Linked DNA regions of Mus musculus: all the other regions are linked to region 1. A link is a loop called in an ENCODE intact Hi-C map of the cell type or tissue named here. Cell type or tissue: left cerebral cortex. All regions are shown on one strand. Links, peaks and the distances in the headings refer to the core of each region. The heading gives the core; the rest is flanking DNA. Region 1 holds the start of Vwa8 (von Willebrand factor A domain containing 8). Region 2 overlaps Vwa8 (von Willebrand factor A domain containing 8). Region 3 overlaps Vwa8 (von Willebrand factor A domain containing 8). Region 4 overlaps Dgkh (diacylglycerol kinase, eta). Region 5 overlaps Vwa8 (von Willebrand factor A domain containing 8). Region 6 overlaps Dgkh (diacylglycerol kinase, eta).

Region 1 (5,191 bases), core at 497-4,496:
GTCTGTATAAACAGATCTGTTTCACACAGCGACACCATAAGGAAAAGGCTGTGAAATCTACAGAACATGGAACAGTGGTGAAGGAGAGCCACGGGTTGAGAGAACTGTCTCCAAGCTCGTCAGTTTCTGAGATCCAGTCCTACTGAGCCAGCTGGCCCCATCTATGATGATGTCACAGTGATCCATCAACTATGCTGTGGAGTGATAACCTCCTTGCTGACTGACCATTTGTTTCTAAAACCTTGAGATACCACTCCTACTAATTAAAGCATACAGATAAAGAATTTACAAGTTATAGGTTCTACCCCATCCGACGGAAAGGGATGCTAAGCAGGAGCTGTGAGAGTCTGTTGGTTTGTTTGGGGTGGTTTGGTTTAAGCTTTTTTTTTTAGACAGATTCTTTCTACATAGAGCTGGCTATGCAGGAACTGTTATAGACCAGGCTGATCTTCAACTCACAGTACTGGGATTAAAGTTGCCCAACTTCTTTTTTACTGTTTACATAAATGGCCTCTTCCCCCTTCATATCAAGCTTAGTAAAGGTATACTATCATGAAAGCCAGCAAAGCAATTGCAGCCTCTCACAAAAACAGTCTCCATGAACTTTGACCCAGTAAGCCACCGAACGCTTGTTAGGTACCCAGTGATGACAGGCACCAAAGGACCGTGCAGACAAGACAAACAGGCATACAGTTCGGGAGAAGCAAAGTCTACAACTTGAGTTTGTTTTTCATGTACTTTGTTCTCCCGTCACACTGCTAGGAAGCAGTGACAACAGAGGACAAAGGGAGTCTGGTCACGTGCTGGAGTACAACTGAGAGTCTTCCCAGCATCCACACTCATCCATCACAGCCTGCTGCTTTCTGTGCTACGGCTGTGGCCTGTGTATGACCTCTGGTTCCAACTGTGCCGCTCTCACCTTGAAAGCCCTAACCTTAGGAGTCTGGATAGCCAAGAGTTAATCTTTCACTCTGTCATGAGGGCTCTTACATGTGCCCAGGTCTCTGGTGAATACACAAGTTCTCAGTTTCAGTGCCCCTTGTTGTAGTGAGGCATATCAGTACAAAACAAATTTTTTTTCATTTTTTTAAAAACCTCTTTTCAATTAAATGTTCTATCTGCTGACTCATGGCTCTTATAGTTAGCTAGAGAGTATAAATAAATAAATAAATAAACAAACAAACAAACAAACAAACAAACGGAGTCTACCCAAAACTGCTCAACCTCAAAGCCTGTCAGATTGTACCACATTCTACCCTTGACATCTGCCTTCTCTGATAAGAGTGTATTATCATCTGGACTGGTGAAATGATGGATTTATTAGATGAGATGATACTATCTGGAGATGACACACACAAGGAGGTGAACCTAGTGAGACAAAGTAGATTCTTTGAAAAGTAGGTCTTATCCCCGATTCCTCTCTCTCTGCCTCCCTGAGAGAGCAGCTTCCCTCTGCTAAGTCCTCTTGTCATCACGAATTTCTGCCTCACCACAGGCCACAGTGATTAAAGTATTAAGCATACACTGAAACATCTGTAACTTCCAGCCAAGAAATCTTCCCTTGTTTTAGGCTGCTCTGTGTGTGTGTGTGTGTGTGTGTGTGTGTGTGTGTGTGTGTGTGTGTGTGTTTTAATGTTGTCACGCAGATGAAAACTGAGTAACAGAGTGGAAAGCAAGTACATGCTCTAGAAGCTATAATCGAGGACAGGCAAGTTTTGAATCGCAATTTCACCTTGTGATCCTCAGCGAGGCACTTTTTTTTTTTGTTTCCCTCTTTTTTGGGACTCATTCATTCCGACTATAGTATAGGGTTTTAACTAAAGCGATGACTTTCAGTTCTAAGAGTGCTTGAAACCGAGTCTTCTGTTAAAATTGGGAAGGAACATGGGCACAGGTTCTCCAGCAAGATTGTACACGTGTCTATGCCATCACGAGCCCTACTTGGCTCATGACACAAAACCAAGCCCTCGGGAGTCAAAGGTCAAGGTCAAGCACGAGTCTTAACAGCCCCCAAAGGCTGCAGCATAAACCTCTCAGTGTCCTAGAGTCTACGTGAGGATTCTTGTACAAAAATCTCCAGTGGGAGAAAACTGTGTTCCTAGGCATCAGAGACCTTAGTCCGGACCCCTAAGGTTTCAGAGTGGAGCCCAGGGGGCGCCAGCGCCTTGCCCCACATCACAAAGCAGCGAGGGCAGCGGCAGCGAAGGCGGAGGGCCCAGTTACCTGAGTCGGTCGCCCCAGAGTGCAGCAGCCTGACCTCCAGCCGCTGCTGGTCCCCGCCCGGCCTGCCCCGCAACACCTGCCGCAAGAGCAGCCGCACTCGCCGGGAGGCCACGTCCCCAAGGCCGCCCGGGGCTCCTAGGAGGAGGAGGCGTGACTGCATGGTGCAGGAGGCATGCGTGGGACCTCCAGGGGCTTCGGACAAGCACAGTCCCTGGACCGGGCAGGAGGCGATCGGCGAGCGGGACAGGAAGCGGCAGGGAGGCGGGTCCGCCGGAAACTCCTTCCCCCGGCTCGCCGGGCTCTGCGGGATGGGCCCGGCCCGGGGCGGAGGGCAGGCCGAGCGCCAGCCGGTAGGATCGGCTACCGGAGCCCGGCGCGCCGCCCCAGGCGTGGTCGCCCCAGGGACGCCCGGAGCTGGGGAGATGCCAAAGACCTTTAGCACAGTTGAGCGTATGCCCTGTTTCTTTCTTGGCTGCTAGCCTACTGTGTTATGATGCACTGTGGGCTTTCCCCTCGATACTGCTTCGGATCTTTTTTCAGAATGGAGAAAATATTCAAGAGATTCTGGAACTTCACCTATTTTAATTCGTTGTCATCTTCCCAGGGTTTCCACACCACAGGCATTGAAAGCTTCAGTTTAGCCTTCCTTTGCCGCTCCTGTTTTATCATCTTCTAAACTGCAAGAGGAAATGTTACACTATAATGGTGAATGAAAAAACGTTCAACTACCAGAAGGATCCAGTCAGGCTACAAGGCAAGGGTTATATAAACATAATTTATGTCTTTAGTGAGGAAAAAGTAGGACACTTGACTAAGGCTCCCTCCCTACCATGCATTCCAAAAGCAGCAGCAGTCTTCCATAAAGCAAACAAAGTCTAATGTAATTAGGCTGCCTCCCCAAAATGTCAAGAGTGAATTAACCAAAGCAAAAAGTTTTAATGAAGTTCTGCACAATGAAATCAAACAAACAAGATGCAGGCCTGGCTCTCAGAGAATGGCCTTGCCAATTCTAGACCTACCTGTATCTTACATCCATATTAAGCACCCACCTCCCAGGCACTTAAACTTCCCGAGGAACTAAACTTAGAAGTAAATGGAGGTGGCAGAGAAATAATTTAAACTAGTTTGGAGAAATCGAAAATAAAGGAGTGAACATTAAAGATGTCAAAACAGCATAATTATTACATGGATAGATTCTCACTATTTCACAACCACACCTGTTAGGCCTCAAATCTGAGACAACCAGCTATAGGAGGTGCCAGTTAACAGATAAAAGCTAACAGAGGTCCCTGTTAACACATCAAAGCTGGTACTAGCCACTAGATCCTCCTCCTATCTCTCCATTCCCACCTGTTACAGGATCCTCCTGGTAGAGGCACTCAGTCCCCTACTCTGAACTCTCCAACCCAGAGGCAGTACTATCTTTCCCCCAAGCTGCTCTTCCATCTACAATCCAGCCTCTTTGACTACTCTGGTCCTCTTTTGGTCTCCTGGTCTGGCTTCCTGGATCCTGGCTCTCTCCTCTCCCAGCTTCCCCTCTACACACACACACACACACACACACACACACCACCCTCACTCAGGTGTTCATTTTCACTCTGAACCCTGCCAGATAGATGCCTCTGCCTCTGTGTTTTCTCCCTCACATCTATAATGCACCTTCTCCACCCTCTTACCCAGGAGGAGTCATATCCTCTTTTTATTTTCTTTTTGTTGTTGTTGTTGTTGTTCTTTTTTTCCTTTTCTTTTCTTTTTTAATCCCTATGTGAATTGGGTTAATGGCAAACATGCAAGCAGCATAGAAATTTACAAATTGCTTTTCCTCCTTTGAGCCTGAGATAGTTGACCATTGTTACAGTCAAGTAGATTAGGTCTGGATTTGACTAAAAGACAAGGCTCTGACCTGTCTATGAGGGCATTTCAAGGAAGCAGTAATTCAAAGGGGAAGACTCTCCCACCCAGCATGTGCAGTACCTTCCTGAGGAAACTTAAAAAGAAAGAGTTGGAGGGAAAAGCCTTTCTCTTGCTTGCCTGTCTCTGCCTCTGGCTGATGAGGATCATAATTCACTGCCATGAGAATCCAATTCTCAAACAGAGACTGAAGACGAAGTGGCTTGAAAGGAGACCTCGAAACCTCCACCACCAGCAGAGAATGCTGAAGAACCCAGCCTTGTGGACTATGCAGCTACCAGGTTCTCCACCTCTCTAATGTACAGACAACCAATATTGGATTTCCCAGTTCCTACTGGGGAAACTAAACACCTTTGTGAAACATATATTCATTCAATTCATCCTGTTCTAGGGAGACTTGACTCATGCAGAGCACATACTCTATGTCATGAGATTGTGCTAAACACTTTAATTAACAATCTTATTTGACACAATTCACAAATAGGAGGTACTATTACCTAACTATTTCAGTTAGAGTTACTATTTCTCTGGTGAAACACCATCACCAGAAGAGAGTTTGCAGGGGTGATGTGGGGGAGGATTTTTTTCAGCTTACACTTCCAGGTAACTATCATAGGTCACTGAGGGAAGTCAGGACAGGAACTCAAATAGGACAGGAGCCCAGAGGCAGGAGCTGATTCAGAGGCCATGATGTTGCTTATTCATTTCCTTCCCCTGACTTCCTCAGCCTGTTTTCTTACAAACCCCAGGACCACCAGCCCAGGGGAGGCCTTACCCGTGTGGGCCTCACACATCAATCACTGATTAAGAAAATGCACCCACAGGCTTGCCTACTACAGCATGGCATAGATTGAGACACTGTAGCACATTCAGCCATTTACTGTTAGACAATGAAATCACATCAAATGCAGAAAGCAGGCATACCAACACATGTACACAGACTGATGTGTGTAAGATGCAGGCTCAAGGCTCTCAAACAATACTACACCTAGGAAAGGCCAGTGAGGCTTCACAGAGAATGCAATGTTTGAACTTGTTCTTCCAGGATGTACATTAG
Region 2 (5,191 bases), core at 336-4,335, 87 kb before region 1:
TGCTCTCTTCCCAGCACAACACTTGAGAGGCACACAATGCCAATGTAATGTCAGTTTGTTCTGCCTGGTCATGTTGACAGTGACTATAAAAATATCACTTTCCTATCTTAAAGTCAACTGAGTAATTTGCAAGGAGATATTCAGAGATGACATTAATATCGTTATGAAAGTTCATGTAGACACACACACTTTACACCTTCCTAACTCAACCATCAGTCTAATAATGGCCTAATAGTGATTTTTTAATTTATATAATTTCTCCCATATTTGTTGGCACACATTTTACAGTAACAAAGAGAGTTGCTTGTCCTCCATATTTAAATTTTTTAATAGGATGGATACCTATTTTATACAATGTATTATCATCAGTTACTGTTTACTTTTAATATTCAAGTCAATAAATTCTCCTGTGGCTTTGATATGCTGACATCATTTACTGAAAACCTCCTTGATCTCATCTTCTATTTCTTGACCAAATCTTTGGTTCAGCCCTGATTCTCAGGAATTAGGTCCCATTAGCAGACATGGAATTTAGACTTTCAGGCACTTGCTGTGATCACAGCTTCTAGGCTCTGTTAGGCCACAGAGCTAGAAAATGTGTAAACACACACACACATTTTCATACACATTGGGTAATGTTATCCTCTGGCCATGACACAGCCACTGTTATACTGAAATCAGAGCTGCTGTGTTTACCAACGTAAGACTTCCACAAGAATGCCCACTGCGCTTTCCTGGTGGAAGGGAGAGCACGTTCACAAGGCAGTGTATGAGCATGTCTCAGGCAGCAGCACACAGGCTTTCACAAGGCCATGCACTAGACCCACAGAACCCACCCTGAATACACAGTCTAGCCAACTGTAAACTCTCCTGGCTCCTGTAAGGTAGCCTAGCTGAAACTCCCTGATGCACCAAACTAGACTTGGGTGGAATTACTTCCTTACTATGCTCTGTGTGCTCCATGTGGGGCAAGAAGACACTTGTTCACATCTTGCCAGGAGAAACAATTCTGATACGAGTGCACTGAAAAGCAACACGAGTCATGTTCATATCCCCATTTCTAATCCAGAACCTCAGGGTCCTTTCATGTCTTCCTCTGCCAAGTTCACAATCTTTCTTCAGCAGTGAGATATATAACTCCCACTGCAGTGGACATATCATTCCTTTGCTCAGCTGTACGTTTATTTGCCCCCATATAACAAATCTCCCAGCCACACCCACACCTGAGTGTTTGCTTCCCACCATTGCTTTCTTGTTATTGGCATCAACTGCTTTCTCGAAAGAAGAGAAAAAGGAAGACAAAGAAAAAGGATATGTAAGGAAAATTAAGAGGAGTACAGGAAAAATAGGAAGATGGAAAGGACGGTGAAATGAGGAGGACAGAGAGGAAGGGAAAGCAGATACTCACTTTTAAAACACCCTCCACGGCCATCTTCCCCTCGTGTCCGAGTAAAAGAGTGTAAGGATACACCCACTGGAGTGCATGTTCAATCGACATCATGGGAAAGGAGTCCTGTTTAGGAGCAGACACATATAGAGGTCAGCAACAGCTCGGGCGGTCCGCCACAGACGGTGCATCCTGAATGTACATGCCGTACTCGAGGTGCTGCATTTCCCCAGCAGAAAGAAAGCATCTTGCAGCAATGTAAATACGCAGAGCCTTCTTCTCTTCCTGTCCTGTGTGATCTCCCTGAGAGAGCCACACGCTCCCACCTTTCCTGTATCCCTGGTCCCCGGGCTTCTTTATCTAGTTCTGGCCTCGTTCAGGAGTTCTAATCAAAGCCGTCGGCTATCTGACATAGGACCCTCCAGTATCTAGATAGGACACACCTGCAAGAGCACACATCTCCCCCGCTGAGTCACTCGAAGCACATTTCCATCCTTTAATACTAATCTGAATTAATCTCATCTACATCCATCAAGCCTCACAATTATAAGTTCAAAGTTAGAAAGTGTTCATTAGCCTCAAATTCTTCACCCAAATCGCACTGCACTCAAGTCTGTTCACACCATTCAGGGAGTTACTTACTGCCACGAGCAAACACAAGATCCTGTGTGGGCTGCCTATTAGATACTTCTCCTGAATCACTGTAAACGAGCTATCAAGCGTGGGAGCCATGTTCTGGACATACAGGTGCTCCAATTCTTTAAGAAAATACTGCCTTTACCTTCCAGTAGCTCAGAAAAAACTGGAGGTGGCAGGGTACATGTGCAAGCAGGGGTGGCAAGTTGTTAACAACAGGGCTTCTAATTGGAGATTGTGAGTGTTGCTTTGCTATTTTTAAACTTTTTTTTTCAGTTTAGAGAATTTTCAAAGTAAAAATTACTGAGGAAAAATAAAAAGAGATATATAAAATTTAGTAACCAAGAAGTAGGCCGGGTGTACACAACAATGTAAACAATAGACAGGAAAGCAAACTGTCTGACTACCAGCAAACCCTGGGGAAGCACCAGGCTGAAGAGTCTGATTTCAGATGCTGGCTTCCTGGTCCTCAGGGTCCCACTTCAGCAGCCTCCTCCATCCACTGCTGTGAACCAGGATCTCCATTAACGTCAAAATGATCACATCACACTCCATCTACTTCACAACCTCAGGAGGGCCATTCCTCCCTCCCCATAAAACCCAAGCAGGCTTACTCATCAACAAAATAGCTCACGGTAGGTCCTAACCCCTGTCTCTACCACAAACACTTAGTTCTCATTCTGCAAACATTCCAGGCCCATCTGTGGCTGAACATTCTGTATGTGCCCTCTGCCCTGAAGGCTTTCCCATCATTCCAGACAGGACGCCACATGCTTTGGGAAACTAACTGTGCTCCCTGCAAATGTATTCAGGTCTGCTCTTATGCTCTCTACATGTGCCCAGCTTCTTCTCCCTTCTCAGACTTATAAAAGTCTTGCAAATACAGGCTACTGGAACCATCTTTTTTCACAGGTTGGGAGACCTGCCAGCACCTGGAAACCTGTGTGCTTTAGAATAGCCACTAACAGTGACTCCTGGAGCTAGGGCAGGAAAGCTCAGCTGCCTTGCTGGGTCTGCTTAGCCATCTCTTTCCCTAAGGTGTAGCTATTGTTTGACCAGCTGAAGCTGTCTATCCCCTGGAAGCTCCAGAAGGCTGCATTTCTATCTCTCCCTTCAAACCTGAAAGCTCCCCAGAGACCAAGCATGCCTCTGGGGTCTGCAGTTTGTTCCAGTGCGCACATCCATCTCAGGCCTTTTATAGAAGAAAATGACAACTCAAGTAACCAAGCTCCAATGATAAGCTTCAATCTGCCTTTGCCACATTTGAATATATGTCTCTGACGTTTGATTATTTTATACTTACCAGGATTTGAACTGCCTCTGGCAAACTATCTAAGGGAAAGTCTGGAAGCCCAAGCGTAGAGGATTCTTGGGAGCAGAGGGTTGTCGCAAAGGACAAGAGCTGAGAAATCCTAGAAGGGACAATGTTCAAATTGTGTTTGAATAACTTTAACATGGGAAATGTACATTGCAGCTAAAGTAGACTGATTTCATTAATCTAAGAAACATGAAATGTACTATGAATTCTTAAAGAACAATGGTTCATGTAATATCCCATTAAAAATTCAGAAACTGATTGGCTATCTAGATGTTTCCTCTAATCTATCACAATATGTGAGGATTACACAACCTGGTCTAAATCCCTCATGTGAGCATCATCCCCACCTTCCTAAAGCTGAAAGCTAAGGTGTAGGTACTGAAAGTGTTTGAACGCTGAGGAGAAAGCACCGCTCTCAAGTCCCCACTCTGCTGAAATCCTTCGCATCTTGCTTTACTCTCGTCTGTCTGCAAAGGCCGACTCATACTTTTGGACTCATTTCAACTTGCGTGTCTTTGTGAAGCCTCTATAAAGACTCAACAAACTAAACTGTTAAGCAACTTTTTTTTTAGCTTAACAACAACAAATTTAATTTTTAAACAAATTAAATGTTTAATCATAAACTATACTTACTTCTCAGCAGAAACATTGGCTCCAACTGAATACAATAGTTTTAGTTGGTCCTAAATAGCAGAAACATATGCAACCAATTAATAATGAATACAACAGATGAAACACAAACGCTTTATAACTAAACCAAACTTTTAAGAAATGCTGTAATTTGCAGTAGTTCATGATACAATCTATTTAATAAAGGTAAAGGTACCCATTAAACATAAAAACAGTCAGGGGTACTAGAGAGATGGCTCAGCAGTTAAGAGCACTGGCTGTTCTTCCAGAGGTCCTGAGTTCAATTCCCAGCAACCACATGGTGACTCACAACTGTCTATAATTTCAGTTCCAAGAGATCAAATGCCTTCTTTTAGCCTCCACAGGCACTAAACACATGAGTGGGTCACATAGACATACATATAGGCAAAACATTCATACACATAGAATAAAATAAAAACAAAAATAAAGCCAGGCAGTGGTGGTGCACATCTTTAATCCCAGCACTTGGGAGGCAGAGGCAGGTGGATTTCTGAGTTCCAGGACAGCCTGGTCTACAGAGTGAGTTCCAGGACAGCCAGGTCTAAACAGAGAAAGCCTGTCTAAAAAAAAACCAAAAAACCAAAAAAAAAAAAAAACCCCAAAAAACCAAAAACAAACAAACAAACAAACAAACAAAAAAACCAAACAAACCAAAAATAAATAAAAAAACCCCAAATACTAACGCTGATATAGAATTTAATGTCTTAGTATAGATTAAACAAAACAAAACAAAACAACAACAACAACAACAACAACAAAAAAACCACTCTAGCACTATGTCCTTGGCATACTTACCTGAAAGGGTAGAAAATAGATATCTCTGGCTTGAAATCGAGACCGGAGAGGGGGGTCTAATGGATTCCCAGAGTACCTGGGCACTGGCAAGCCCAAGGCAATCACTCGGAAATTCTCACTGACTCGGACAATCTTCCACGCGTCCAGCTCCTCTTTAGTGTGATCCTAGGAAAGTGAGAGATCAAACACCACAGCAGAAGTGCTGCAGGCTGCAGCTGCCAGAGCAGAGCCAGTGACACAGACTTCAAAGGCAAGAGCTGCCAAGACAGACAGAGTCAGACCCTGAGTGCTGTTACAGGAGGGTCTGAGAACTCTCTCAAAAGCAAGCTGTTGTGGAACGCAGCAAAACAAATGAGGACCCAATGCCAAGGAAGGCTCACAGCCTGAAGACGGTGCTGTTAGGA
Region 3 (5,191 bases), core at 504-4,503, 260 kb before region 1:
TGAAAGGCATTGCTTTTCTGGGAAAAGGAGATTCCCACAGACAGCACGTGTGTAAGTGTTGGCTTGCAGACAATTCTGCTGGGCTCCTCCCAACAGTGATCTAGCAACAGCTTGTGTCACTGCCTGCCAGGTGTGAACCAGGTGCCCATAAACAGGACTGCCTGCTAGCCCAGCCCCTCTGCCTCTCTCTGCCTCTCTCTGCCTCTCTCTGCCTCTCTCTGCCTCTCTCTGCCTCTCTCTTTCTCTCTCTCTCTCTCTCTCTTTCTCTCTCTCTCTCTCTCTCTCTCTCTCCTCCCCTTGTTTCTCAATTTCTGTCCTTCTCTGTCCCTTCTCTGCCTCTACCCATTTCCAGGTCCCTGATCCCCACTCTTTCCCTGACAATAAACTTTCTTTTATACTAAGCCTTTTGAGTGGCAAGATTGTTCAGGGGATGCCTCAGCACTTCAGCACTGGCTGCCCAGAACTCCCAGCTCCTGCTATTGCCGATTTACATTTCACAACAACAATCACACAAGGCTTGAAGCATTCTGTAACAGTGACACACGGAAGCAGCCTGTCTCCAGAGTTATTGGCCAAAGCAAAGAACAAAGAATAAGTGGACCATGCTTTCTTTGAAAACTGAACAGAGCACTGTATATCACTAAAAGATCTTAAGATAGCTGCTTGGATATTGGGAAAAAGTTAAGTTTAAATAGAAGAGTAGCAATTATATCTGAAAATAGGCTTTCTTGTCCAACTGAACTCTTAAAACTGCAAAACTACTGAGCTAATGGCTAGAAATGGCCAACCATTGACAACAGAACTGTCACTTACACCTGCTGGCGGGAAAATCCGTTTTTTGTTTTTGTTTTTGGTTTTTTTTTTTTCTGAGACATTGGGTATATCATTCACTCCAGGTCCTCAGGCCTCATGATGAGGAGTAGTTGACCAACATATAATAGAATCCACTCTGTGTGTGTGTGTGTGTGTGTGTGTGTGTGTGTGTGTGTGTGTGTAGACATGTACTTTTTACTTGGTTTACAGTTTGGTGAGTCTTTTCTGTTTGGGTAGTGTTTTATTTTGTTTTCCTGGACTGGAGGATTTTGTTGCTGCACTGGCTTTTGTTTGTCTTGAGAAAAAACTCAAGGGGGGAAAAGATCTAGAAGGACTTGGGGAGGGGAAAACATGATCAAAATAAATTTAAATTGAAAAATTGTTTTAAGCAGTAAACATAAGATAAAAAAGAAGATAGACTTGCATTAGCTTTTCCTCACTAAAAACAAACAAACAAATCTGCCAACCATTAGGTAGCCATTGGCGTTTGGGTGAGAGTGTTCCACACAGGCACATGCACAAGTGGTGGAACTGTTTGGGAAGGATTGGGAGGTGTGATGTCGTTGGAGGAAGTGTGCCACTGGGGCTGGGCTTTGAGGTTTAAAGAGCTTCCAGCCACCCCCAGTGTCACAGCTCCTGCTGTGGCTTAGATGTGAGTGGTCAGCTGTTCCTGCTCTCGGGGACCCTAACCCTCCAGAACCATGAGCCCAGTTGAACACTTTCTTTCGTAAGTTGCCCTGGTCGGGGTATTTTATCACAGCAACAGAAACGCACCTATCTATATACAATAAACTACATGTATTCATAGTCCCAGAGTGTCTTTCTTCTGTGCTTTTTTCTGGGCATCTCTTGCTGTCTCAACACCGAGTGTGTGCCTCCCGTGTGTACTGAGCACAGTCCTGACTGCTGCGCATGTGTGTTCTAGTCCCGTGCAGTGATGACTCAGGACAGTCCATCCATTTTAAAGTTCACGGTTAAGTGAGCACTCTTCAGACTCCAGCAGTGCCATATGGGGTCTGCTTTCTGAACTTCCTGCTGCTATTAGAAAGTGACATCTGAAGCTACTATCGGTCAACCTTTTCTCATGAGAACAGTCATTGACAGCTTTGCAGATTTGATTTTTTGAGGAAAATGGAGTATATTTAATAGAATTGTTTAGAAGAATAAAAATGTAATACAATAAAAAAATGAAGCAACATTGAGAATATAACTAGGTGAGTTTTGGCTTATAATAGCCCATGGTTTTAAAAATATAGACTAAAAGTAATAACTCTCGAGTCTAGGGACTCCAGTTGTAGTGATACTTGAATTTATTGTTATAGTTGTTCTAACTATAGGAAAAATGCATATTCTTCGTCAGAGTGTCAAATTAATGAACATAAGTTATACAAAGAGTTCAGTAAGCTCTCCCTGTGTTATCATTTGAAAATATAGCGGGGAATTCACTAACGAAAACTCAAACAAGTCTGTCTTCTAAGCTAATGCTGCTTGACAGCAGGAGGCAGCAAAGACAGCAAGGACAGCGCAGCTAATTGTCTGTGTGTCTGAGGACAGTCAGTCTGCTATACTCAGAAGAATCACGGAAAGATGAAGCAGATGGCTTGAAAGATTGTTTTCCAGGCCATCACTGCTGACCTAAATAAAGGAGCTTCCACTACCCAACAGAAGCCACACAAGGGACTGTGGAAATCTCCCAAGCAGAAGGCTGACTTCCCAAGTGCTGGCGTACAAAGGTGAGCATTCATTTCAATAATGTGTAGTATACCTGATCGCCACTAGATGGCGATGCGGGCACTTCACCAGAGTCGGAGGAAAGCTGCTGGCACCCAGAAGTAGGGCAATAGGAACTAGGTATCTTTCCCCGCTACTTCTGTAAGACAGATTTCCCAGGCTCCAAAACCAGGAGCAGAACCCTTCTGAGTGAAGAGTCCACTGATGACGCAGCTTGCAGGTTGACGAGGAAGGGAACTGTAGAGGACAAGCCTTACTTCTTATTACTGGCAACGACTCTTAGACTTGGCTGTACAGTCTACTTGTGAATCACAACAGAGTGGGCCTAAATAGAGCAACTAGTATTCTGCCTCATTATTTACCAAGGAATTTGACCAAAAGCCACAAACAGTGGTAGACTACTTTGAGAATTCACTGTGGCCACTTAGCCTGAGGATGCACACTCTCAAGTTGTTTTTCTACCTGATGGTCCAAGTGCGCACACTTCCTGTCCATCCCACAGATCGAGGGACAATGGAGTAAAAGCAGCATGCTGGCATGGGAGTTTCCCCATCAAAACACCACTTAGTTCCAATTTGTATTGCTTTATTACTAAGTGTGTCTTATGTCTGCTTGCTGAACTTTGAGCTGAGGACATGAAGCTATACATTTCTGAGAAACACTTGATTAGAGGAAGTTCATATAATAATATTTTGGTTGTCCTTGAGATAATTTTGCTCGTTTGCTTTGAGTCCCCATATCCAATGACAATGGCACTTTCTGTTCTAGTAACCATAGAGATGTGTAATGCCCTCAACAGCTTGTCTGAAAACCAGTCTTTGCTGAGGATGCCCCCCTGGGAGAATATCTGGCTCGTGGGCTCCATCTGCTTGTCCATGTCACTTCACTTCTTGATCCTCTACGTGGTACCTTTGCCACTCATTTTCCAGATCACACCGCTGAATCTGACCCAGTGGCTGATGGTGCTGAAAATCTCCTTGCCTGTGATCCTCATGGATGAGACGCTCAAGTTTGTGGCCCCAAACTACCTGGAACAACCCGGTAAAGAGTGTGTGCAGCCTGCCACCAAATCTTCCTGCTCCCTGTCTCAGTTCCCTTCCTTGTCAAGGCTAAGGGTGGGGAAGTCTGTGCTTTGTCCTGGGTCTCAGGACACAAGGCTGTGTGTGCAGTGCAGGAGTCTGCAGGCAGTGTGGGGAGCGTGGCCGTTGCCAGTGGCCTGAGCAGTTTTAGCCTCCACCTGCATCCTATCAATAGATTCCCTTCACCCGCTTGTTGTCAGGGTCAAAGGGAGACTTCAGGTGAACCTGGGCAGCATAGGTGACCCCCATTCTCTCCAAGGCATACTCTCCATTCTTCACAAAGTCCAGAGAGACAGGGCCACCACTGGGGTCTCGGATGTAGCCATAGGCGATGGTCTTAAGTTAGATAGCTTAACTATCTAGCTTCAGTTACCAGTGTCATTCAGCTTAGACAAGACAGAGCAGAAAAGAAGACATCAATTGTGTGTACCCATTAGTAAAGTAGGGAGCCGGGACAGCAAAGGTTCTTAATATGTCCAGAAAAGCCCTGGGACTGAAAGAGCTGCAGATTAAAGCACAGAGAGATGGGCTATGTTTTAAACAGCCAAGAACCATTATTAAAATTGTAAGTAAAGATTCTTTCAGAAAAAGAAATAAGAGGCTTAATTTAGGTCACCGATATTTTCTTTTCCTTCCCTCTCCTCTCTCTCCTTTTCCCCTCCCTCCGTCCTTCTCTCCCTCCCTCCCTTCCTCTCCTTTGTTTTTGTTTTTTTCTCTGTGTAACCCTGGCTGTCTTGGAACTTGCCCTGTAGACCAAGCTGGCCTTGAATGCAGAGTTCTGCCTACCTTTGCCTCCCAGGTGCTGGATTAAAGATGTGCACTGCCACGCCCAGCCCCGTTTTCTTTCCCTTTTATACTTTAGAGACGAGACAGGGTCCTGCTATGGAGCCTGGATTATCCAGAACTCACTATGTAGTTCAGGCAGGTCTTGACTTTATGATTGTCTTCCTTCACATAACAAGTGCTGGGGTTACAGGCATGCATCCTTCAAATAACAAGTGTGCTCCACCACACCCATTCACATCCCGACCACAGGTAAAGCATGACCTTTGAGCTCCACATTATATGAGAAATTTAAAGAACATATTTGAAGTTCAAACACAATAGTATTTACTGCTAGGCATCAGTGAAAACAGAAGTGAAGGAAAACTGGTTCAAATAGAGGGAATGCTACCGTTTGGAATAGTTCTGAAGAGAACCACAAGTAACAGGTTCCATAAAAATCCCTGAGCACGGTGGATGCACAGGGGCCATCTTGCTGCTGCAATAGAGCTACTGACTTACCAACATTGTTTTAGGCAATGCTTTTGTCTTAACTTAATTAAACTAATATGTTTATGTGTCTTCAAAAGAATTGGAAGTCAGTAGCCTATTTTGGTTTGAGATTTTAAAAACATTCCTGTAAGCTAAAAAAAAAAAAAAAAGAAAAAACAAAATTCTAAGACAACACTGTATCATCCATCCACTCACAAAGACACTTACACCTCTTTTAAGGAAAATCATATGAAATAGTAATTATTAGTCTATTACTGAAGGAATGATACAGGGTAATGCCTTCCCTTGCTAAT
Region 4 (5,191 bases), core at 840-4,839, 120 kb after region 1:
ACCGGCGCGGGGGCGGGCGAGCGCGGCGGAAGCCAGAGAACGCGGGAGGGCCCGTGGCTGGCCCCGGGCAGGAGCCAGGGCGGCAGCGACAGCGATCCCAGCGAGGGAGGCGCAGGCAGCGGCGGCGGCAGCGACAGCGATCCCAGCGAGGGAGGCGCAGGCAGCGGCGGCGGCAGCGGCGGCGGCAGCGGCAGCGGCAGCGGGGGCCGGTGTCCGTGCGCCCCGGCGGCCAGCGGGCGCGGGCCGGCGCGATGGAGCCTCAGCACGTGCGCCCCGTGCTTGGAGCCCAGAGCCCGGCCTGGGAGGAACCGGTGGGTACCGCGCCCGCGCCCACCCCTCCCGCTTGTCCTTGCTCCCTGCCTCCCCCTCCCGGCCCATGTTCCGTTCAGGAAGCGGTCCGGGATGAGGTCCCCAGCTGCTTCCCAGCCGGGGCAGCGCTTCCTCCGGCGCCCGGGCTCCTCCTTGCTCGCCGCCCGAAGCGCCTTTGTCCGGTCGGCCTCTGGCGACGGTCCTTAGAGGACCGTTTCCGCGCTTCATCCTTTTCCCAACTTTGCACTTCATTCCCGAGTGTGGCGCGGCGGCCCGGGGAGTGGAGGCGACGGGGTTGCGCGGTCAGCGGGTGGCGCCGGGAGGAGACGGGGCTCACCTCTTGACCGCGCCCTGGCAGTCACCTGGGCACGCAGGTTCCCAAGGACCGCCGCCTGTGGAGGCTGGTGGCTGCCAGAAGCCCAGAGCCACGCCTCCGACTCGAGTGGCCGCGGCTGCCCTGAACAGTTCCGAGGGTCAGGGGACCTGGACCGGGATCCAGCCACCGGCTAACTTCGCTTTCGCCTGGATCTCACAGCACACGCCACGCGTAGATTGAGTCACTTTAGGGGCTCAGAGTGTTGCGTGTGAGAAGAGTCGAGGTCTTTGGATTTATTCCCTAAACTCCTTTAACTTATTTCTTGCACCTCAAACTGAGCCGTCTGTTATCCATCCATCCCTTCAGGGATTCCTCCCAGGAATCCCCGTCCTGCGTAGACCCTTGTAATCTTGAGTGGGCAATGAATTTTGGCTCTGCATACCCTATCTACGTATTTCTTAGTCCTTTTTGATTGACGTTGTGAACCGTCTCAAAAGCCTGGTCCAAAATTTCTGGCTTCATCCTTGCTGCGGTGCTGTTCTGATGATGTTTTCCCAGGGACTTCCTGAGTCTGCTCAGGCGGGCCCTCTGCCTGTTGAGAGCTTGTAGGTCAGGTGCCAGGCTTGCTTCTCCTTTTCTTACCCATAGACTTCCAGCCGGTTTGCCAGGGTACGATTCGCTGCCTCCTGCTTCCTGACCTTTCAGGAGTGTCCTTCGACTTTGATCCATCTGCAACTGCTTTTGCTTTTGTGAGTTTGCACGTTAGGTAGCCCATCTGTTCGTGTTCTATTGCGATCATCATTAGGGAGTAAGCTATTCTTGGTTAAAAATACAATTCATTCAGTCTTGACATTTAAGATCATTGGGAATGAAATCCAGCGACCTGTTTTGAACTTTACTAAATAAAATCCTATCAGCTTCCACCACTTACAGCGGGAAGCTCCAAGTCATGTGTAGTGCTTTTTGGGTGCTGAATGCTAGGACTTCACCGCAGTTAGAAAATTAGAGAACCTCCGGCTTTCTTCTCCAAAGTGCTAAGAAACAGAGTGCTTTCTTATTCTCCTAGAAAATCTTCAGTGCTAGTCTCGCCACATGAACGTTTAAAGCTAAAACCTTCACAGAGAAGCGAGATGGAGCAGGAGCAGTGGCTAAATGTTGAACTCTTCAAAACTTGGCGTATGTAAGTGGCTAAGGCATTTTATTAGTTCAGCAGATATTCTTATCCAACACCTATCGTGTTCTGAGATTGTTGGGCAAGCTGTTAACTCTCAGACAAGCTTTGTCCCCAAGAACCTTACTTTATAGCTGAAGGTTGACATCTATTCAAGTGTGTGTCATAAAAAGTTCTCATGAGTGATTTTATTCAGAACTTTGTGTAATGACTACAATATTTAAGGATTTTTCAAACGCTTTATATAACTACTTAAGAAAGTTGAGTTACCTGAACGACTAAAAGAGGAGTGTACTCAAGAGAAAGCAAGAATGCATTAGAGGAAACAGCTTTAAATGTTAAATATTTCTGGCTTGGAGAGCAACGGGGTTGACGTTTTAATCTAAATATGTTTTGAAGGAACACTGGGTCCATCCGAATCCCTGTTGTTTCTGTTTGGGACAGAGCGTCACACTGTAGGACAGGCTGCTGTGGGATTTTCTCGGTAGGCCAGGCAGGCCTGAAACTTCATGCCCTGCTGTTGCTTCAGCAGAATACAAGGCATCATTAAGTTCTCAAAAATCAGGGTCTTTAACTTTGATTCAGTGAGCTCAAGAATCTGAATGGAGTGAGTTCTGGTTTCCTTCAAAATGAACCTATATGACCATCATGCGGCATGCTATACTTAGAACATTAATTGCTAGTCTATATAACTTTAAGGAGCCACAGTGTCTGTCTGTCTGTCTGTCTCACACACACACACACACACACACACACACAGAGAGAGAGAGAGAGAGAGAGAGAGAGAGAGAGAGAGAGAGAGAGAGAGAGAAGAGAAGATCTAAACAGTAGAATCACAGCTTTCTTGAAGCCCAGACTCTGTGTGCTCAGAGACTCTCATTTTCAGGACCTGTGTGTGTCCCCTCCCCCCATTGCTTCCTAGTAGGTGGCACAGAACAAGCAGCTGATACATGCTCTGGCAACCACAGCTAGAGCCCCAGCTCCATGCCTTTCCCATCAAGATACATTTATCCTCTGAGCCAAAATAAATCCTTCCTCTCTTAAAACAAAATGAAACAACAGCAAAGAAAGCAAACCTGTTTTCACTGGGATCCCAGTTCTGAGGTTTTTTTGTTTGTTTGTTTTGTTTTTAACTTTCTTAAAATTTAAATATAGGTAATTTAATATTTTACCATACAAACTTGACTAAATGGGATTACTGTGTTGTTATGGCATGTGGCAACATGCATGCAAGAATTTGGTGTTTCTCTTTCTCTCTGTCTCTCTGTCTCTCTCTGTCTCTCTCTGTTTCTCTCTCTCTCCTGATGGAGCCTAAACCATGATGGCCCGATTTCTCCTATTCAGAGACAAAAACAAAAGATTCCTTGGAGATTCATGTGGAGAAAAGGGATTTTTTGGGACTTCCTGACATTCTGTCTGTGAGGGGGTGAAATTAAGTTAATTAGCTAAATTTGGATACACATTAGCTTTATTTAACATTATTCGGGCTAAATCTTGAGCCTAAAGAAGATACTTGCTAGCATAGTAAGTTTCTTGGTTTTCTTTGGTGCTAGCTTTGGAATGTAGTCCAATGTTAGTGAATATAGGCATAATCTAAATTTTAGCCCAAAAAGTATTTGGGGAATTGGGTGTGGTGCTGCACACCTGTATTCACACAATTAGGTGAGGAAGGAGGGCCCAGATTGTGGAGCCAGCATAAACTATATATTGAGACTCTGTATCCAGAGACAAGAGAAGAAAAGAATGAGGGCTGGGATGTAGATTTGGGACAGAGCACATGCCAGTGCAAGGCTTGCCCTAGCACCACTAAAGTAAATAAGTAAGGAGAATCAAAGCGTTTTGCTGTTGGGAATGAGCGGGTAGGAAGATATTTAGCAAAGCAGTCCTTAATCTTGGGTGGGAGTGGGTAGCAGATAGGTAGTTACAATTCTAGCTCAGTTTAAAAATGTGGGAGTATTTACAAAATACCTTAAGTGGAGAGAGGCTTGACTATACTTCATTCCCTAAACTTGGTTTTTATTTTCAAATGGTTCTATACCTGTTGGCATTAGCTGTTGGCAGTATACCAGTTATCAGTCCAGAATTAATGGACACTTAGAAAGGGAAGTGTTTCAAAGCAAAAAGCCCACAATACAAGCGAAAGGTTGTACAGTTCCACTTTCTGCCTGGATGGTGAGAGGCTTTGGCCTTGTGGGCTAGGACCACAGTAAGTTCCTGTAATCAACAGCACTGTTGCTCATGGAATAATTTGTTATCTAAGTAACAACTAAGAAAATTGACACAGGGCAAACTTTTTGAATGTTAATTTCTGACTATGGAATACATAGTGATTGCAGAATCAGTTCCATATTGCTGCCAGGGCAGCCTTCCAGTCTGTGCTGGTTCCATCTGTAGTCCTTTGGTTCTGGACTGATCAGGAACATGAGCCCTGGACCATGGCTTCTCAAGTACCCACTCATGGTTTTCAAGATATGACACATAACTCTTAAGTTCTATCACAATTGAAGGTAGAACCGTAGAACATGGGATTAGACACTTTGAGTGACTCATGATTCTGCTTGTTGTGAGCAGTTGATTAGTTCACAATACCTGTAAGTAGTAATAGAGTGTTCATAAAGTTTTAGTCAGCTTTGGCTTATGTCTCTTGTACTTTTTTGGGGGGGGGGTATGGCACCTTATTAAGTAGAAAACTGACTGGAGGGTCAGCTTTACTCCTTTCTGTTTAACCCTGACTGTAGCATCTATAGACTGTATGGCCAAGACTCTTTGCTGCTTTTGTTTGTTTGTTTGAAACAAGATCTTGCTGTGTAGCCCTTGTGGGCCTGTTACAATGTAGCCCAGACTGGCTTCCATCTTGGCAGCACTCATACCTCAAACTCCAACATTGCAAGCTTTCAACAAGATTAGTGATATGTTCTACCTGGAAGTTTCATTGTATAGCCCAGGCTGGCCTTACATTTCAGAGGCCTATCGGCCTCTGCCTCTGGAATTCTGTAACCAAAGGTGTGCACTACTACAGCTCACCAACGAAGATCTCAAAGTAATAGTAATAAAAAGGAATTCGTGAGCAGCAGGGGAGAAATTATTTGAAAATCTAAAACACTAAAGAAAGAGTCAAGGAACTTTTTATAAACCAAATGAGACAATATGCCATGTATTTGAAATTGTAATAGCCATTTCAAGAAATAGAGGCTGATGCAAGAGACCTGCCATAGATTCCAAGTCAGATTGGGACTGAGGCGTGCTAGGGGACTACCTCAAAACAAAGAAACTGAACAAAGAAAAGGCAAGGGCATTTCACTTAGGTCAGATAACCATTTTGAATGCTTTTAACTAGGAGGAGAAGCAGTTAGTAGGTCAGATACTATTTTAAATTGGTGATTCCTTGAAAGTTT
Region 5 (5,191 bases), core at 749-4,748, 92 kb before region 1:
TTATGATAACCATCTGGTGGGAACAGAAAATAGGGTGAAAGTGGCTTTATCAAGTGCATATCCATCACAAATTCGGAATACCACATGGCTATAAGTTAGTAAGTCTATTAACAATGATGTTTGTAAACTGTGAGCTAGGGTGAGCTAGGGTCAGATGGAATCAATGACTTCATCCCTTATAAAACAGTTAAAGATCTCTGTAAAATATTCTCCAATCCCCTCCCCCCCATGTTATGCTGTCTGTACTGTTTAATAAGTGGGAGAGGAAAGTCCTTTGTTGAAGACACACATGGGCACACACAGAGACAGGGACAAATTCACAAGAGAGCATTTAAGCAGGCAGAGATTCCAACTCATACAACAGACAGAAAGGGACAATGGAAGACATGGGTAGAAGAGAAGCCGAGAATCCAAATCTGGGCTTGCTCTCAATTTAATAGCACCAAGGAGAAGCACTTTGATTCCTTTTCCTAATTTGACACCGAGTTATTATTGGTAACTCTGAGTTTATTATTAATATGTCAAACCTATGCAATAGAATACAGGCTATGTTTTTGTGAGGAGCAGAGAGAGAAAAACATTGAAACATTTACTAATCCTGGACTGATGAGACACAGTGCTCACATCTGTTAATGTGAGAACATAATGTGCTCACAGTTGATTGGATACCAAAATCATCATGGAACGGAATCCTTGTTTCATGTTTCCAGGAGGACTTAGGTATATTTCCTTATTAAAAAAAATTCTATCATATCCAGATAAATAATTTTAGAAATCATCTATTTTCATAACTCCTGGTTTTTCTCTTGTGAATCTATGAAATGCTGACCTGTGCCTGCCACAGCCCCTTTGACTCTCCATGTGGATATCTAACAAGCACATCAAATATGCTCAAACATGGGATCTTGATTTTTCTACAGCCATTCCATTCTCAACTTGATCAAAAAAATCCCACAATCTGTAAAGCTTATAATTATCCTTGATTCCTTGACTGAGCCCTGTATTCAGGTCTTTAGGAAATCATATTGACTCTACCTCCAAACAACCTAAATGCATTTGCCTCTTACCAACCTCATGGCTAGCCAAAGCCCCCACAATCTCTCGACCAGGTTAATATAACAGTCCCATGGCTGATTTTCCTCAGCTTTCTCCCCAATACTGCAGAGTTCTCATCTTAATCCTTAAATGTGGCTGTTTCCAGAATTCAATATCCAGTTTTTCTTTTTTCTTTTCTTCTTGCTCCCAGAACCTATTAAATAATTCCCCATGAATTCAACTAACACTTATACACTAAAGATTCCTAAGCATTTACCCTTTTTATTCCTCGAACACTGTGCTGACATGGGCAAGGGGTCCCAAAGCCCAGTAGAGACAGACATGGGATCCCAAAACAGCAAACTGCATTTGCTGCCTGGAAATCTCCTGCCAAGACCCCCCTGATCAGGCCTCACCTGGACTCAGTGTCTGCACCAGCACCAAGCAGTTATCTTTAATATTAAAATAGCTCTAGAAATAGAACTAGAGTTTAAAAGCTGCTAGAAAGCGCTAAGTCAGAGAGAGCCCTGTGAGGAGCTGTGTCCCCTCCTCACGTTAACTGGCAGCATCGGCAGCTCGTCCGAGTGGGCTTCATTTCTCTTGACCTCTCACTTGTGCTCAGTCTCCCCTCATGCTAACTGTTACCAGCTAATGTCTCTCATCCCACCTATGCCTACTGCATGCCTGCTATCTCCGAACCATTGCTTTTACCAGAGCCATTCCTTTTTAAGCCACAGTGTTAGAAAATCACCATATAAAATGTTGTTGGAGTGTCTGCTGCCCTAACCAGACGGTGTACTCTCCAGAGACGCGATCAGATAGCATCTGTTTCTGCATCTCTAGAATTCACTACGTAGACAACTATTTGCCAAATAATGAATGCTCAATTAATGTTTGTTGAACTAGACAAAAACACTAAATGCAAGATCTTTCCAAGTTTCACGAAGAGAGAGAGGTGGTTCAGACTATATCATCAATGAACAAGAGTGGCACAGCCTTCCTGAATCTCCCAGGGAACATACTAATTTAGTCATTGTTATGACGGAGCCCTACTTAAGTGGGGCTGAGAGCCAAGACACGTTCTAAGAAGCTTGGATGCATCTGTTACTAAACTGCCGGCAAGCATACCATTCTCAAAGCATGGCAAGATGAGAATGAAAGTATTTTCTTTCAGAGTCTTAACTAAAGCTAGACGTGATTCCATGGCTACAGAGATGTTTTAAGAACAGGAGCATCATGTGACAAGCACCATCTGGGGACTGAAGTCATTCCAGCCATTTCTATAGCTGGTCTAGAAACAGGAAAAGTATTCTGAGTTTTAGCTGGCTGCATTTTCAGTGGGTAATAGGTTTTTCTTTAAAGTCTAGTCTAATTAAATGATTACATTAAAATTCAAATGCAACTACTCATTAATTTTTATGATATCTATGAAAGAATATAAATCCCTTCTTGATTTGTTCTATTAGAACAGATATGTCCACTCCTTTATTATAATCCTTTCTGAATTTAATGAAGTTCACTAATTTTCACATTTTCTATCAAAACTATTTGAGGATATTGTTCAGACATAAGCATTAGCTTAAGATATGCCTTGAAAAAATGAGAGAGAGAGATTTAAGGTGGCAAATACATCAGAGTGCCCTAAAACAGATGCAGAGCTACAGCAGTGTGCAGTCTGCTCCACTGCTAAAACAGGACATTCAGTACTCACGTGTAAAGAACATCACTGTGCGCAACAGCTCCTTAGGTCAGGCGAGCTACGGCTGTGATTCAACCTTCAGGTGAGATAATTAAGGTGACAAACACAGTCACACTTTTTCTTCTCTTAGCAAAGTAATTCCAACACCTACTATCAAAGTTAGAAGATTTCTGTTTGTAATATGAACCAATAACCCAATTTCTGCTTCCCTTATCATGAAGACCAAAAGAAGGGCAAAGCTAAGAGAAACAGCATTCTTGAGAAATCCAACTCCTGGTGTAGCCACAGAAACCAGGAAAGTAGAAATGGAGGCAGGGAGAAGGACATCTAGAAACATGGTGTCTTAAGCTTCCATTGCTATGACAAAACATCGTAGCAAGGCACTTACACAAAGAAGGGTTCCTTTGAGGCTGGCACTCCCAAAGTGTTAGAGTCTATGATAAGAGAGCAAAGATATGGTATCAGACAGCTGGAGCCACAAGTAGGAGGCAGAGAGCTGACTGGGAATGCCTTGAGTCTTCGAAACCCAATGAAACACCTCCTCCAACAAGGCCCCACCTCCTAATCCTCACCACACAGTTCCACTAAGGAGCACATGGACCTATGGAAAGCATCATCACTCAAACCGTCAAGAACGGTAGCAGGACACAGTGCATAAGAGAAATGGAGAGAGAAAGGATCTATGAGAGGGTAAGGAAGGACAGCAGCATAGAGGTGTAAGGGGGATAAAGACCCCTGAGGATGTCTGAAAAAGCCACATGAGAACATTTTTATAAACTTACTTAGAAACATGTATATAATACTTACATACGTATGTGGGAGTGGGGTTTAAGTGAAATTAGGCCACAGAGAGTTATAATGCTCCCCAACAGCCGTAGACTAACAAACTCCCCAAACATAGGAAACTTCCATTTTAGTTGTTGGTCAGGGAGGTCCCAGAGGTTCCCAAACAATATAGGCTGTTGCCATTGTCCTTGGGGCCTTCCAGAACTTAAAAGTAAGACCCTAGTATGGAAACACCACATACTTCAAATACAAGACTGGGAGAAATTGGTCTGGAATTCACCCTGAAGCCTTTTCCCTGAGAACTAGCATTCATAATATCTGAAAGTGCTAACTACGCAAGCTACCAAGGGAGAAGAATCAACTACCCTATCCAGCTCTAAAGCCTATGGACCATAGAACTGTTCCAGCAAGGTATCCCCAGTGGTACAATGTAGTGGCACTTTTGTTGTGGGGGTGACTATTAGCTGTCGATTTGAACTTAAATGCCCATTAAGTAAAAATTCATACTTGGTACTATAAACTTAGCCAACTACCCATAGCTGGAGAAGTCACAGTAGAATAACTTGTTCTTGCCATTTTCCTAAACCAAGATAATTTCTAACTATATTCTAAATACTAGTAACAAACAGATGAGTGTAGTTCTTGCCCTTCATCAAAGATTCCTTTTGCAGCAGATAGAAGCTACTAGAGATCCAAGACTGGACAAAAAGAAGAGAATAAATGACTTTATGGCACCTGCTCAGCCCCAGGCAGTGCATCTACAATGCAACCCATACATCTAAGGCTCAGAGATCATCATGGAGGAGGGGGAGGAAAGACTGTAAGAACCAGGATGCCTATTGCTACACGATAACTTCAAAGTCATGACCTGGTTGCTGCAACCATGAAATCTCAACAAATATGGTTGCCTAAACAAGACCCTGAAGAATACTTAAGGCTGTCAAATCCTGGCCTTCAGATAATGGAGGTCCTAGACAGTATTTACGTTCTAACTACTACAGAGAAATCTACATCTTTAGCCAGATGTGAAAGAAAAACAAACTGTCTTTCCAAGAGGGAGCTAATTAGTAAGCCAATAATTTTCTACTGAATATCAACACATAAATATACACTAACAAAACATCACAAGGTATTTTTAGCCTTTTGGAACTCGGCATTTGTAACTATACAATTAAAAAAAAAAAAAAGGATGCCATAAATATTTTAAAAGAAAAGCAAGTTCCAAGAATTAGCAACTGAGGACAAAAATAAAAACATAAATTTAATAGTAAAACTACACCAGGGAAGATATTAAAAACCATTTCAAAACTGTATAAACTCTACATAATTGTAAAAATGCATTCTAGGCTATAAATATGTTGTAAATTTAAACTTCTTTTTACATTACATATTTGTTCTTAAATTTTTAAATGTTAGATATTTTTACAATTTTTATTTTGAAGTAATTTCAAACATAAGAAAATCAAAGGACACAATTATACAAAACCTTCTATTTCACCTTCACCCAAGTTCCTCGTTACAATTCCAGCATGTTTTGGCCTCCCTCCTACTCCACATACATGCGCACGTTCAACTCATTCTTTTTCCTATCAACAAATTGAGAGCAAGCCGAAGATATGATAATCTGTACTTTTAAACATCAGAGTTCATTATTCCCTGACAGCAAGAACT
Region 6 (5,191 bases), core at 513-4,512, 180 kb after region 1:
GCGACATTTTGATGGCATTTTAAGGCACAGAGGGCAAGGAAGATGAAAGGTTGTTTGCAAGTTCCAGGACTTGTGTGCTTAGGGAGATGATGGTGTTGCTGACAAGCGAGGTCCCCGGGCAGAAGAGCAAAATGGCTGCAGGAGGATTGTCCACAGAAGGTACCTGCCTAGTTACAGGAAGCTTGGAATTAGAGTTGAGACCTTCTGAAGCCTGCGCTTTCTGCTAGCCTGAGACCTACAGTACATGGGATAAAAAGTGCTTGTTGAGTCTAAGGTGGGCCAGCAGTGCCAGGTGGTGGTGTGCAGACAGTGAAAATTATGAGTAAAGCCAGGAACTTATTTTGGGAGTTGTGCATGCATAGATATTTAGAGGAGATGATTGGAGCTGTCGTGGAGGGAGTTCACTTAGATTTGCACACAGGCTATAATTGGAAATGGCCAATGAAGAGTATTCCCTTAAAGTGGAGAGGACAGCGAGCAGTCACAGCACACTTGTGCTGTGAGGTGACAGGTGACAGACAGGACAGCGGAGCATCTGCCTTTCCTAGGCTTGCTGGGATAGAAGGGAGCATTGGCTTGCAACATGGGGCAGTGTCAAGGTTTTTACTTTATTTTGGATAATACTTACGAAGAGGAAGGAAAGTGGATGGAGAGGGAATGATTGTCGAAGACCCAAGAAAGGGTTCTGCGCTGTCAGGACAGCAGTGTGTGCTCAGGATGCAGAGACCAAGGAAACACACTTAGGACTCAGCAGCACCTCCATGTGCTAGTGGTGGTGGTTGTTGATATTATCCGTAAGAAGAGAAGGTCCAGGTTCAGAGTCATCGATTCGCTCAAGGTCTCCACAGCCAGCTGGGGTCAGAATTCTGCACCTCTGTCCGTTAACAAAATGACTGCGTGGCTGTAAAGCTGGAGATGAGGCCACTGTAGAGAAGTAGCACAGGGGCTAAGTTTCCTCTGGACAGTGATGGAGTAGTAGGCAAAGGTCCCCAAGTGGGAGTGGCAGAAGACGGCTGTCCGCGTTAGGATTTCTATTGCTGTAAAGAAACGGCGTGACCACAGGCCAGCTAAGGAGGAAAGTGTTTATTCGCTTGATGCTTTAACATCGTGGTCCAATGGCTCCCAACCTTCCTAATGCTGCAACCCTGTAATACAGCTCCCCATGTGGTGAGCCCCAGCCATAACATGATTCTCATTGCTGTTATGAATTGTAGATATGTTTTCCGACGGTCTTAGGTGACCCCTGTGAGAGGGTCATTCAAGCATCCAAAGGAGACTCAGCTCATGGGTTGAGAACCATGTCTTAGTCCATCGCTGAAGAAAAAGTCAGGACAGGAACTAATTCAAGGCAGGAACCTGGAGGCAGGAGCTGACACAGAGGCCATGGAGGGGGGCCGCTTACTGACTTTCTCCCCATGGCTTGCTCAGCCTGCTTTCTTATAGAACCCAGGACCACAGTCCAGGGAGGCCACTACCCACAGTAGGCTGGACCTTTCCCATCAATCACTAATTAAGAAAATGCCCTACAGGCTTGCTTATAGCCAGATCTTATGGAAGCTTTTCCTCAATTGAGATTTTCCTCTTGGGAGACTCTCATGACAAGCTGACATAAAACGTACCAGTCCACCAGGGATGGATCCAGGTAAGGGAACATGTTGCTGTCAACAATCTACACTCTGTGGTGGGGGCCTGGGTGGGTTTACTGCAGCTTAATCCAGTAATTTGCTCAGACTTCCATCTCTGATTCTTCCTCTGTCCCATCTTAAATACAGAGGACAATCAAATGCGTTTCTATTGTGGGATGTGTGCCGTGTGTGTGTGTGTGTGTGTGTGTGTGTGTGTGTGTGTGTGTGTGTGTTTGAAATTACATTACTTAAAAACAAAACAAACTGGCTTATCTTTTTTGGGTATAAATATTGCCCGTGCAAATCATCTCTGAGTGAATTTTCTGGCACCGTGTGTGTATTTGTGTGTAAATTAGTCCATGTGACTCTGAATTCAGAGAGCTGGCAGATGTCTAAATGAGTATCCCTGTGTCATCAGGACCTAGATATTCTCTTGGGGAAGAACTAGAAACCTTGAGAATATTGAAATACATGACTAAAATTCCAGAAATCACACACACACACACACACACACACACACACACACACACACACACACACACACACACAAAGAGGACTGGCTCTTCCTGACATCCATATGAATGGTAGCATGTGACTCCCGGTGCTGTGTGTGGTCTGTCCATCGTCTCCGTTGCACTTCATTCTTTTCTGTCCTGTTCTTGGCCACCCCAGTGACCCCAAACCCCTCCGTAGCCCTGAACTAGACCTGGGAGCATGGTGAGTGCCAGGTTTACTGAGGGCCAGGAAAGGTGCGGAGTCATCTGTTTAGCACATGAGTTACTAGTTAAAAAGTTGACAGTGTTCAGTAGTTAATTTTAGGCCCCATCAACATGCCCCCATCAAAACAGCTTTATCATGGTGGCCACATGGGAAAGCGGTTACATCAAAATGTCATGTGTGGGAAAAAGGATTATTCTTAGAAATAAGTAGGGGCGTTTGATAAAGAAGAATTTAATTCAGAATTAGAAGGAGAGTTTTTCTTTTTAAAAACAGGCCCGTGTGTAGTACTGACAAACCTGGAACTTGCTATGTAGACCAGGCTGGCCTCGAACTCAGAGATCTGCCTGCCTCTGCTTCCCAAGTGCTGGGATTAAAGGTGTGCGTCACCACACCCAGCCGAGGTTTTATCACCTTTATGACAGTTCCCTCACGCTATCCATAAAGCGCAGACAAGGATTTACATAACAGAAAAAAGGTCACCATCTTCCCAAGGCAGGACTGAGCATTAGTGTAACACCACTGCCACCTAGTGGTGATCTCTTGCAGCTCGTTGTAAAGTAGGAAAGAGGATGTTTATAAGAGATATGGACACTTTGTACCTTCTCAATGCAGTTTTATCTCTCTAATTAGAAATTTATGCTCATGAACCTCTATGGAGAAGATACATACTAAGAGCAGAATGAACATCTTAGGGGTTAAATAAGTATTCACAGAATATAATTACTTTCCATCTGATTTTACCTTTATGCCTTTTCTTAAGAAAAGAAAATTATAAACCAGTGTAAGTAAAATAATATATTAGAAATTACTGGGCATTTTGTATAAAGGGTAATTAGACTATATTATACAGTCACTATCGTTTTGCTTTAGAACATATTAATTTGCATTTAAGCACAGATATCTTAACAGTTTCCAGTGTTGCATACAAAATGATGGGGGTTCTTTGGATCTACGTAGAGGTGGGTGGAGTCCCCTAGATGCTGGGAGGCTCTCTTCATCCTGCTTTCTTGAGCTTCCTCGTGTTTCAGTATTGGGTAGGTGTACCCCACTCCTCAGCCCAGTGTTGGTTCAGCCTAAGGTATACTATGCTTGTGTTTTGCAAGTTGAACTTTTTCCTTAAATAGAGATGCAGTCATAGGAATTCCCATAGCCAGGAAGCCCTGTGGAGCAGCTGCAGGGCCCCACTTGCTTTGCCTCCCTGCGTCACCTGTGTGAGCCGCATTTGGAGGGACCCACTGTTATAAGTGGCCAGGCTACAGCTCCCTGACATCACAGACATTCCAAAGAACCAGAATGAGACGGTGTACATTGATGTGTGTGTAAAAGTAAGCAGTTATTTCAAATGAATTAAAAATGTTTTTAGGCTCCCAATGGAGGAGCTAGAGAAAGTACCCAAGGAGCTAAAGGGATCTGCAACCCTATAGGTGGAACAACATTATGAACTAACCAGTACCCCGGAGCTCTTGACTCTAGCTGCATATGTATCAAAAGATGGCCTAGTCGGCCATCACTGGAAAGAGAGGCCCATTGGACACGCAAACTTTATATGCCCCAGTACAGGGGAACGCCAGGGCCAAAAAGGGGGAGTGGGCGGGTAGGGGAGTGGGGGTGGGTGGGTATGGGGGACTTTTGGTATAGCATTGGAAATGTAAATGAGCTAAATACCTAATAAAAATGGAAAAAAAAGAAAGCATACACACACACACACACGAAGAGAGAGAGAATAAAAAATGTTTTTATATGCATAAAGCAAGACTATTTTGAACATGAATTTTATTCTGTAAATTCATGTTGTCTGCCTCTGGCTTTTGAACTCGGTTACACAGAGCTGTAGGAATCCTAGCTGATATCCTGGGCAGGAAACCTGAGCTGGCCCTTATGTGGGTCAGAGTGTCTGGCCATTTACCGTTGGGAAAGCGCCTCAGATTGTTCTGATACACAAAACGGTTTGAGCACACTGCACCAAAATGTAGGGCTTAAAAAGCAGGGAGATGCTTGTGATACTGTAAATGATGATGTACCTTATCCTCCCCCACTCTAGTTTCATTAAGTATTGTTTCCAGAAACTTCTTTGAATGCTTTCTCTCCTATGAGCTGGGACACAGTTACCCCTCACGGTTCACACTGCGGTCCTTCCTCTTCAGCTTTGTTGCTATTTGATTTTAAAAAGTTAACTCAGCATTGGAAGGAAAGAAGTGTTCTGGGTTGGATCTGGCTAGTGCCACCACTGGCTTTGGGTGGCAGTGCTGGGCTCTTACTGTGTGTCCAAGTGGACATCTTTGTCTGCTGGGTGTGGGAAGCAGGCTTTGGGATTGTCGCGCCCGCTCTCGACCAGCAAGAACGACGTGACCACCAGTCCTTCTAACAGCAGTTTATTCAGTCCTGATTCTTCTTGTTTATATCTCCCTTGTTTTTATATCTCCCCCGAGCCCTGGGCCTCTCACTCTTTTATACTCTCAGGTCCCATCCACGCACAGCAGGCCACGCCACCTCACCAGGCACGCAGCTTCAGCTAATCAGGGCAGCAGGGGCAAATCTCCACCAAATTGGATTCACCTGTATCCTGGTACACCTGCGCAGCACTCAAGATGTTTGTGTCTTATATGAGGAAGTCAGGTGCAAGTCATATGACTTAGCTGCAGTCCCTGGCGCCTTTGGGACTGCCGCCACACCCGCTCCCCACAATTCCCCCTTTTTTCTTTTTTGGCAGAGAGAATGTCTGTAGATAGCCCCCCGCAGCCATGCCCCTTACCCGTCCTTGGGTGACAAACAGCATTGGTTTGATCCCTGTCTTAGGTTGGTGACATGTCCAGGGAGTCTTATCACTGACTACCTCTCAATCATGC

What was found. Peaks named below come from ENCODE experiments on the same cell type or tissue, not always from the same donor. Only the 100,000 strongest peaks of a DNase experiment are listed, where the experiment ranks them.
Region 2: it touches region 1 in a loop (2.5-fold over the local background); 3 of 42 quality-filtered maps call a loop at or near these places.
Region 3: it touches region 1 in a loop (5-fold over the local background); 19 of 42 quality-filtered maps call a loop at or near these places.
Region 4: a loop joins it to region 1, with 6 times the contacts of the local background. A loop is called at or near these places in 16 of 42 quality-filtered maps.
Region 5: it touches region 1 in a loop (2.2-fold over the local background); 3 of 42 quality-filtered maps call a loop at or near these places.
Region 6: it touches region 1 in a loop (4-fold over the local background); 23 of 42 quality-filtered maps call a loop at or near these places.

What each region holds. Positions count from the first base shown.
Region 1 is chr14:78,846,476-78,851,666 of GRCm38, reverse strand. It overlaps Vwa8 (von Willebrand factor A domain containing 8), which reads right to left and starts at 2,489. Exons shown (of 45, transcript NM_027906.1): 1 at 2,224-2,489. The coding sequence starts at 2,383. In left cerebral cortex, for the core only: a CTCF peak has its summit at 2,141; DNase peaks (open chromatin) are centred at 1,934, 2,137, 2,606, 2,936 and 2 more places; H3K4me3 peaks cover 1,652 bases; H3K27ac peaks cover 1,836 bases.
Region 2 is chr14:78,933,427-78,938,617 of GRCm38, reverse strand. Vwa8 (von Willebrand factor A domain containing 8) reads right to left here. Exons shown (of 45, transcript NM_027906.1): 6 at 4,788-4,952; 7 at 3,975-4,024; 8 at 3,327-3,435; 9 at 1,409-1,513. Among named protein-coding and RNA genes, the nearest start is that of Vwa8, 87 kb to the right of the region's middle. In left cerebral cortex, for the core only: no CTCF peak of the experiment used is centred there; a DNase peak (open chromatin) is centred at 2,096.
Region 3 is chr14:79,104,480-79,109,670 of GRCm38, reverse strand. The region is part of intron 37 of Vwa8 (von Willebrand factor A domain containing 8); the gene reads right to left. It overlaps Gm30970 (a long non-coding RNA gene), which reads left to right. Exons shown (of 2, transcript XR_383637.4): 2 at 2,434-5,074. Among named protein-coding and RNA genes, the nearest start is that of Gm30970, 28 kb to the left of the region's middle. In left cerebral cortex, for the core only: CTCF peaks have their summits at 2,380 and 2,582 (motif pointing right); a DNase peak (open chromatin) is centred at 2,605; H3K27ac peaks cover 170 bases.
Region 4 is chr14:78,727,478-78,732,668 of GRCm38, reverse strand. Dgkh (diacylglycerol kinase, eta) reads left to right here. Exons shown (of 30, transcript NM_001081336.2): 1 at 1-311. The coding sequence starts at 252. Among named protein-coding and RNA genes, the nearest start is that of Dgkh, 2.7 kb to the left of the region's middle. In left cerebral cortex, for the core only: a CTCF peak has its summit at 1,199; DNase peaks (open chromatin) are centred at 1,207, 2,246 and 2,706; H3K4me3 peaks cover 1,303 bases; H3K27ac peaks cover 618 bases.
Region 5 is chr14:78,938,901-78,944,091 of GRCm38, reverse strand. The region is part of intron 9 of Vwa8 (von Willebrand factor A domain containing 8); the gene reads right to left. Among named protein-coding and RNA genes, the nearest start is that of Vwa8, 92 kb to the right of the region's middle. In left cerebral cortex, for the core only: no CTCF peak of the experiment used is centred there; DNase peaks (open chromatin) are centred at 2,147 and 2,752; H3K27ac peaks cover 2,025 bases.
Region 6 is chr14:78,666,143-78,671,333 of GRCm38, reverse strand. The region is part of intron 2 of Dgkh (diacylglycerol kinase, eta); the gene reads left to right. Among named protein-coding and RNA genes, the nearest start is that of Gm30716, 18 kb to the right of the region's middle. In left cerebral cortex, for the core only: CTCF peaks have their summits at 1,164 and 2,873 (motif pointing left); DNase peaks (open chromatin) are centred at 1,081 and 2,849.